Regions from separate parts of the Homo sapiens genome. Here region 1 is linked to region 2. Evidence: read pairs that join two places in POLR2A ChIA-PET (ENCODE). Cell type or tissue: CD4-positive, alpha-beta T cell. All regions are shown on one strand. Each heading gives the region's core, and the rest is flanking DNA. Links, peaks and the distances in the headings are about the cores only.

What was found. Peaks named below come from ENCODE experiments on the same cell type or tissue, not always from the same donor. Only the 100,000 strongest peaks of a DNase experiment are listed, where the experiment ranks them.
Region 1: POLR2A ChIA-PET joins it to region 2 with 8 read pairs; 2 of 35 experiments call an interaction of 5 or more read pairs at or near these places.

Annotation. Positions count from the first base shown.
Region 1 is chr9:131,439,293-131,443,676 of GRCh38, forward strand. The region is part of intron 5 of PRRC2B (proline rich coiled-coil 2B); the gene reads left to right. Among named protein-coding and RNA genes, the nearest start is that of SNORD62A, 44 kb to the right of the region's middle. In CD4-positive, alpha-beta T cell, for the core only: no CTCF peak of the experiment used is centred there; a DNase peak (open chromatin) is centred at 2,359.
Region 2 is chr9:129,716,992-129,721,333 of GRCh38, forward strand. It overlaps PRRX2 (paired related homeobox 2), which reads left to right. Exons shown (of 4, transcript NM_016307.4): 2 at 2,240-2,427; 3 at 3,605-3,783. It overlaps PRRX2-AS1 (PRRX2 antisense RNA 1), which reads right to left and starts at 1,715. Exons shown (of 2, transcript NR_132102.1): 1 at 1,582-1,715. In CD4-positive, alpha-beta T cell, for the core only: no CTCF peak of the experiment used is centred there; no DNase peak of the experiment used is centred there.

The DNA.
Region 1 (4,384 bases), core at 72-4,071, 1.7 Mb after region 2:
TGGGCTGTGCTGCTGGTGATTTTTGATGATAGCTTGAATGTTTCTAGCATACTGTGCTTCAGACCAAACTAGGCAGCAGCTCTGAGTGGGAAGGAGAGTGGTCGTGGTGTGGGCAGACGATTCAAAGGAATGTACTGGGGAAAGCCCACAATTCACTTTCTCCTGTAAAGCAGCACTGGCTGCCCTTTATTACCCTTTGCCACCATCCTGATATCGCCTTCTGCTTCCTGCACTACCCCTGCCAGCCAAGGCTTCACCAGACTTGGTCTTTAGTAGCCTGTATTAGAAAACCAGCTGCACATCCTTCGTTACCTGAACCTCACCCCCAGCCTGCCATGCCTAGGAGGTCCTGCCCCTTATGGGTTGAAATCCCTGTGCTCAAAGGCTCTTCCCTCAGTCTCCAACGGGAAATGACCGATCAATGTGCCAATTGGATTTCAGTGCCCCAGCTTCTCCCAAGGGGCTGAGGGTACAGATCGAGTGCCAGCAGGAGTGCAGTGGCACAATTATAGCCCATTGCAGCCTCGATCTCCCGGGCTCAAGCAATCCTCCCACCTCAGCTTCCTGAGTAGCTGGGACTACAGGTGTGTACCACGACATCTGGCTGATTTTTTTTTTTTTTCTTTCCATTCTGAGTAGAGACAAGATTTCACTATGTTGCCCAGGCTGATCTCAAACTCCTAGGCTCAAGAGATCCTCCCACTTCAGCCTCCCAAGTAGCTGGGGCTGGGATCACAGGCGCATGCACCACCACGCCTGGCTTATTGATTAATTGATTGACTGAGTGATTGATTGGTTGCGACGAGATCTCACTATGTTGCTCAGGCTGGTCTCCAACTCCTGGGCTCAAATGATCCTCCTACCTTGGCCTCCCAGAGTGCTGGGATTACAGACGTAAGCCACCGTGCCTGACCTCAAAAGGGTCTTTGAAGATGCTTTATGAAGAGCATTCACTGGACTTGTAACTGGTTCTTTGGCTTTCCATATCTTATATTTCTGTAAGGTTAGAATTTTTTGTTTTGTTTTTGTTTTTTTTGAGACAGAGTCTTGCTTTGTCACACAGGCTGGAGTGCAGTGGCACAATAGCTCACTGCAACCTCCATAAGGTTAGAATTTTTAAAAATAGATAGAATATATTAATTTTTATTTAAAAAGAACTACAAAAATTAAAAGAAAAACTTCTGTATAAATTGGCCCAACTCCTATGGAAGCCAGTTTGGCGCTGCCTGGCAAAATAATAACACATAATACCCTTTGACCTAGCAAGTGCACCCTGAGGAAATTGCTCTACAAATTATACTCGCCCGTGTGTGAAATGACTTGCGCATAAGATTATTCACTGCAACATTATAATAGCAAAAGATTGCAAACAGTCCCTTGAAATGCCTGTAAAATTATGGTACTTTAATGAAATGTGATTTGGCTATAAAGAAAAAAAGCAGAAGTTTTCTATTGATTTGGCAAGATCTTCAGGTGAAAAAAAGTACAGAATGGTATGTATAGTATCTTAACCATTTGTGTAAAAAATGGGGGTGAGGGCTGGACACCTGTAATCCCAGGACTTTGGGAGGCTGAGGCAGAAGGATTGCTTGAGTCCGGTAGTTCGAGACCAGCCTGGGCAACATGGTGAAACCCTGTCTCTACAAGAAATACAAAAAATCAGCCAAGTGTGGTGGCAGACACCTGTAGTCCCAGCTACTTGGGAGGCTTGAGGCAGGAGAATCACCTGAGCACCAGAGGTGGAGGCTGCAGTGAGCTGTGGTCACACTCCTGTACACCAACCTGGGTGACAGAGCAAGACCCTATCTTAAAGGACAAAACAGAAAAATGGGAGTGAGAAAAAATACACTTCTAAAAAATGTTGTATATGCATGTTTTAAAAGCCACCCATCTGTATACTGATGTATATGTGTTTAAAAATCTCCAGAAGGTAACAGAAAACTGCCAGTTTTTTTGAGGGAGTCAGAAGGGGGCAAATGGGCATAGGGGTGAGAGGAAGGCTTCTGTGTCTACCTTTACATGGTGTTCACTTCTGAACCATGTCACTGTGTTACCTATAAAAAATGTAGGTAATGTAACTGTATCACAATAAAGCTTGATGGAGAAAATAATTTTAAACTGGACGTGGTGGCACACACCTGTTATCCCAGCTACTTGGAAGGCCAAGGTGAGAGGATTGGTTGAGCCCAGGAGTTTAAGTCCAGCCTGAAAAACATAGCAAGACCCTTTCTCTACACAAAATTTAAAAAAACAAAGAAAATAATTGCAGGCAGAAACCTGCCAGCCCACAGAATCGACACACTGGGCAGGGTGGGGGCCAAGTGTAAAAGTCAGTTTCAGTTCCCCCTCTCGTGCTAGAGTCATGCATCTGTGACACTGTCAGGAGTGTGGGGATTTGAGGGTGTTGCCCACAAGTGTTTTCATGACTCTTTGGAATTCAAAAGGACTTTTCCTGAATTGATAGACTCAGTTGATAGGTCACCTGAAACAGACCCAGGAGACCTGATTGCATGTTTGGGCAGAGGTCAGAGGCTCAGATACCAGCTGCTGCCCCACCAGTGGCTCAGCCTGTGACCTCGGAAGAAGCCCCCTGACTTTCCTGCCTCAGTTTCTCATGGCAGAGAACAGATGGCAGGTGAACATCATAAAACATTGGGACCTTATGAATACTGGTATTTTGGTGTGAGATTTTTTTTTTTCCTACCCTTTATCCTTATTAAGATTAATTCATGCTTACAATAATATATTCATGATTCTCGAAGCAGAAGAAAGAGATGGAACAGCAATGTTGGACAGGTGCTGGTTTTTTTCCTAATTTCAAATCTACCTTTTTTTTTGTTTGTTTGTTTGTTTTTTTTTAGGCAGGGTTTCATTCTGTTGCCCAGGCTGGAGTGCAGTAGTGCAGTTTTGGCTCACTATAGCTTCAGTCTTCTGGGCTCAAGCAATCTTCCCGCCTCAGCCTCCCAAGTAGATGGGACTACAGGCATGCACCACCATGCCCGGCTAATTTTTGTGATTTTTGTAGAGATGGGGTTTCATCATGTTGTCCAGGCTGGTGATACTGTATTTTAAAAATACAGTTTTTATTTGATTCTTGCCAGTGACCTTCTACCATAATGAAGCGACTCTGAGTCAGAGCCCCCTTCACAGAGCACTGGAGCTCCTTCATGACACTTAGAGTCCATCTCTGGCTGGTCATTGGTGAATGGTGTCCAGTCTTACCGTCAGGTTTATTTGACCCTGGACCTTTTTACTAAGGGAGTGGCAAGCGAATTGCTGCCACGTGCTTGTGTGGTGATCCAGCCGCGCCTTTCCGGCACAGTCGGCTTTAGTGAACAGGCCCGTGGATCAGTGGTGCTAAGAATAATTTAAACTACTTAGGGGAAGATTTGGGTTTAGCTGTATAGGGAACAAGGCATTCCACAGGGGGCCATTTGTTGTGTGGTGTCGCCACTGTTCCTAGATTGCTCCTGTCTGGAGTGTGCTGCATATTCCAGATCAAAAGACGTGCCATTTTTAATCTGTTCATCCAAAAATGGTGGCAGAACCTCTGTGCTAAGTTTTCTGTGTAAGGGAACAACATTAGGAAAGGCTTCTTCTCTAAAGCAGGTTGTAATGTCAAGGAATGAATGAAAGAATGAAGAAATAAACTGTTCCCAGGATTATAAGAGTGAAATGTTTGGCCTTGTAGGGCTCAAGGAACTTAGTACAAAATGCGGAAGGACAGGTGAATGAGGAGTTACTCATGTGTATAAATCTAATTTCCACCTGATCTTACCACATTTGATGGTAGAAAGCAGCATTTGTTTATTTTATTTTATTTATTTTATTTTATTTTATTTTATTATTTTTTTTTTTTGAGACGGAATCTCGCTCTGTTGCCCAGGCTGGAGTGCATTGGCACGATCTCGGCTCACTGCAAGCTCCATCTCCTGGGTTCACGCCATTCTCCTGCCTCAGCCTCCCGAGTAGCTGGGACTACAGGCGCCCGCCACCACGTCTGGCTAATTTTTTTTTGTATTTTTAGTATAGATGGGGTTTCACCATGTTAGCCAGGATGGTCCCGATCTCCTGACCTCATGATCCGCCCGCGTCGGCCTCCCAAAGTGCTGGGATTACAGGCGTGAGCCACCACGCCTGGCCTATTTTTTTATTTTTAGAGAGAGGGTCTCACTTTGTCACCCAGACTGGAGTGCAGTGGCACGTTTTCGGCTCACTGCAACCTCCACCTCCCGGGCTCAAGTGATCCTCCCACCCCAGCCTCCTGAGTAGTTGGGACTACAGGCGCCCGCCACCAGACTAATTTTTTGTATTTTTTGGTAGAGACAGGGTTTTGCCATGTTGCCCAGGCCGGTCTTGAACTCCTGAGTTCAAATGATCCACC
Region 2 (4,342 bases), core at 343-4,342:
GTTGAAGCCCCAGTGTGTGCTTGTCAATTTTTAATTTTATTTTTAAATTTTATTTATTTATTTATTTATTTTTGAGACAGAGTATTGCTCTGTCACCCAGGCTGGAGTGCAGTGGCATAATCTTGGCTCACTGCAACCTCAGCCTCCTGGGTTTAAGCGATTCTTGTGCCTCAGCCTCTGGAGTAACTGGGATTCCAGACACTTGTGACCATGCCTGGCTAATTTCTTTTGTCTTTGTCTTTGTTTTGTTTTGTTTTTAGTAGAGATGGGGTTTCACCATATTGCCCAGGCTGGTGTCAAAATCCTGGCCTCAAGTAATCCACCTGCCTCAGCGTCCCGAAGTGATGGGATTACAGGTGTGAGCCACCGCGCCTGGCCATTTTTTAAACTTGTATTTGTAATCTTAGAAAATGTGGGCAGTGGGGCTGGGCATGGTGGCTCACACCTGTAATCCCAGCACTTTGGGAGGCGAGGCGGGCAGATTGCTCGAGGCCAAGAGTTCGAGACCAGCCTGGCCAACATGGTGAAACTCTGTTTCTACTAAAAATACAAAAATTAGCAAGGCATGTTGGTGGGCGCCTGTAATCCCAGCTACTCGAGAGGCTGAGGCATGAGAATCACTTGAACCCGGGAGGCAGAGGTTGCAGTGAGCCAAGATCATGCCACTGTACTCCAGCCTGGAGGACAGAACAAGACTCCGCCTCAAAAAAAAAAAAAAAAAAAGAAAAAGAAAAAAGAAAGAAAATGTGGGGAGTGGGATAGGGGAGGGGAGAGTATTTTGTTTTACTTTATACCCATCTGTGTTGTTTGAATCTGTTACTGTGACAAGCAGTGTGATTACTTGGTTATTAAAATACACATTTTTAATGAGAAAAAATCAGATACAAAAGAAGTGCTGAACCGGCAGCATTAGTTGATTCTAAGTGCTGGAGGGAAGGGGGTTTGGTTCCATGTGGACTCAGGTGATCAGGGAGGGCCCCCTGGAGGAGTGGACAATAGGCTGAGCCCTAGAGGATGAAGGGTCAGAGGTGCCCTTGGATAAGGTTTAAATGTGGAAATAGTAGCTGGACGCCCCCCCACCCCCTCCCCCAAGGTACAGGCTGGGCCCAGAGGTTGCCACTCCAGGACCTCCCCAGGGTTCTGCTGGGCCCTCCTTACCAGAGCTGCTAGTTCTGTACCACAGGCCAGCACCACCCTCGGTCAGGTCCCCTGCTGGGATCCTCCACCGCCCCTGCTGGGCCTTGGCTGGACACCCTCCCTCACTCTCTAACTGATTGGAGAACTCTTGGGGATCCTTCAAACCCTTTGCAAGCTCCACCTCTCCTGAGGGGCCTCCCCGGCCAGCTCCTCATCCCCACCAGAGCTGAGCATCCTCCCGTGCCCTGGCCCACACCTGCCCTGACCCACCCCACGGCCCCACCAAAGCTTATTCGGGGCCTGCCTCCCCTGCCGATGGATCCCTCTGGTTGGTCTCTCCCCGGCCCCCAGTACAGCCTCTGGCCTAGTAGGCCCTCTGGAAAGGAAGGCTGCTCTCAACAGCTGCCTGATTGGCTAAAAAGGAGAAGATGAGGACTCTCGTACCCGATTGGTGGGTTCAGATCCTTCCACCAACAATGACTCCACTGGGACCTTGAACTTGGGCCCGAGACCATAGCCTCTCTGACTCTTCCTCCTTAGGAATGATGAGGATCACGACATCTGTCTTTAGGGCTCCTGGGAGCTTCCTAGAATCTGTGGGTCCTGAGCCTTGACTCCCACTGCTCTTTATGACATATTAATTATTATTATTATTACATGTCAGCAACAGGTGTCCATGCAGAATGTGCCATGCCCCACAGCCTGGGCCGGGTGCTGGGGACACTCAGGTGTCTCCTGAGCCCTCCTTGAGCAGGTCACTTGTCCCTGGTGGAAGGGACACCTGTCCCCAGGGCTCTTGCCGTGGTCCCATCTCAGTTGGCTCAGACTGGGGTTTCCACAGGGCAGGGGTGTGGCTGCTTTTGTTCTCCGTTATCTCCCCGGAGTCTAGCACTGGGCCTGCCACACAGGTGCTCAGTAAATACGTGTTGAAGAGTGAATGGATGGGTGGATGCCAGAAGGAAGGAATGAGGGAGTGAATTAAAGGGACGCATTCCTGGCGGCGGCACTAAAGCACTCAGAGCAAACTGCAGAGTTGGGGGCTGAACTGTGACTGTAGCCACTGGCCGTCCTGCTGACCATCCCGCCCCCCCAACCTCCGCAGGTGAGTGTCCCAGCCCGGGGCGCGGTAGCGCCGCCAAGCGGAAGAAGAAGCAGCGGCGGAACCGCACCACGTTCAACAGCAGCCAACTGCAGGCGCTGGAGCGCGTGTTCGAGCGCACGCACTACCCCGACGCCTTTGTGCGCGAGGAGCTTGCCCGGCGCGTCAACCTCAGCGAGGCGCGCGTTCAGGTGAGCGCTCAGTCCCGGGCCTCCCGTGGGAGCGTGCGCGTGGGAGCGCACAGCCACTGTTCACCCGGGATTACACAGTTGCCCAGGAGGGGTGTTTGAGCAGGAGCATCTGAGGCCAGGAGGACGGGGGTTCAGATCCCAGCCCTGCCACTTACTGGCTGTGTGCCCTTGAGCAAGTGACTTAAGCTGTCTGTGCTGCAGGCACCTGCCTACCTGGAAAATGAGGATCACGTAGGTCTTTGCTATAGGGGTCCTTCGAGGATTAGAGTTAAAATTTTCATAAAGCGGCCAGGCACAGTGGCTTATGCCTATAATCCCAGCACTTTGAGAGGCCGAGGTGGGTGGATCACTTGAGGCTAGGAATTTGAGACCAGCCTGGCCAACATAATGAAACCCCATCTTTACTAAAAGTACAAAAATTATCCGGGCGTGCTGGCGCGCGCCTGTAATCCCAGCTGCTTGGGTGGCTGAGGCAGGAGAATCGCTTGAACTCGGGAGGTAGAGGTTGCAGTAAGCTGAGATTGCGCCACTGCACTCCAGCCTGGGTGACAGAGTGAGACCCTGTCTCAATAAATAAACAAACAAACAAACAAATAAAAATAAATTTTCGTAAAGCGCTTAGAACAATGCCTGGCACCAAGGGTTCTGATAAAGAAGTCCTTTTCCAGTTTCAAGTTCTTAACTCTGTGCCAGCACTGAGCCGAGTGCTCAGCAAGCGCCTCTCCCCGCGAGTCCTCAGCAAGCGCCTCTCCCCGCGAGTCCTCAGCAAGCGCCTCTCCCCGCGAGTGCTCAGCAAGCCCCTCTCCCCGCGAGTGCTCAGCAAGAGCCTCTCCCCCCGAGTGCTCAGCAAGCGCCTCTCCCCCCGAGTGCTCAGCAAGCGCCTTTCCCCGCGAGTGCTCAGCAAGCACCTCGCTCCCAGTGGCCGAGTGCCTCTCCATTCGTTCTCATTCTCCAACACATTCTCCATTCATTCTCCATTCATTGGTGTTCTCAATCTCCAACACATACCCAGCAGCAGGCGTCATTTGTCATCCCCATTCTACAGATGAAAAAACTGAGGGTCAGAGAGGTGACGCTGCCAGCCCTGGGCTGGTGACAGAGCAGGCACACACCCAGGTCCAGAAGGACTTGGGTCCCCCCTGCCCATGCTGCACCCTGCTCACCCTCCCACCCACAGGTCTGGTTTCAGAACCGCCGCGCCAAGTTCCGCAGGAATGAAAGGGCCATGCTGGCCAGCCGCTCTGCCTCGCTGCTCAAGTCCTACAGCCAGGAGGCCGCCATCGAGCAGCCCGTGGCTCCCCGGCCCACCGCCCTGAGTCCAGATTATCTCTCCTGGACAGCCTCGTCCCCCTACAGGTGAGAGCGGGAACACCTTTGGGCCAGGAAGGGGCAGCTCGAGGAATCCCAGAGGGCTTTTCCGGCCTGGACTCCTCTGAGGGTCTGGAGAGAGCTTGAATGGTGTCCACGCGCCCCTGGGATCTGGGGTACACCAAGTGATGTGTGGCGAGTGTGCCTGTGAGTGGGTGTTCACGAGCACCTGCACGTGCATGTTGTAAGAGTTGGCATGTGTGTGTGTGTCAACGTACATGTGGGCACACATGACTGTGAGTGTGCATGCACATGCCTGCGTATGCAAAGGAGCGTGCAAGCATGCGTGTCCACAGGGGTGTGAGTGTGTGCGTGAACACCTGGAGCCGGGAGAAAACAGGCCTATCTGGAGGGGGAGCAAAGTACAGGCATCACCCTGAGGGAGTAGAAAACCTGCAGGAAGATTCCTAGGCTGTCACGGGGGCCCCAGCGCCCTGTGTCCACCCTCCAGACGAGAAACTGACGCTGGGAGGGCTGAGGAAATGGTCTCCCTGGCCTGCGGGCATGGCTGGGGCCCAGAGCCAAGTTCTGGGGCAGTTTTGTCTGG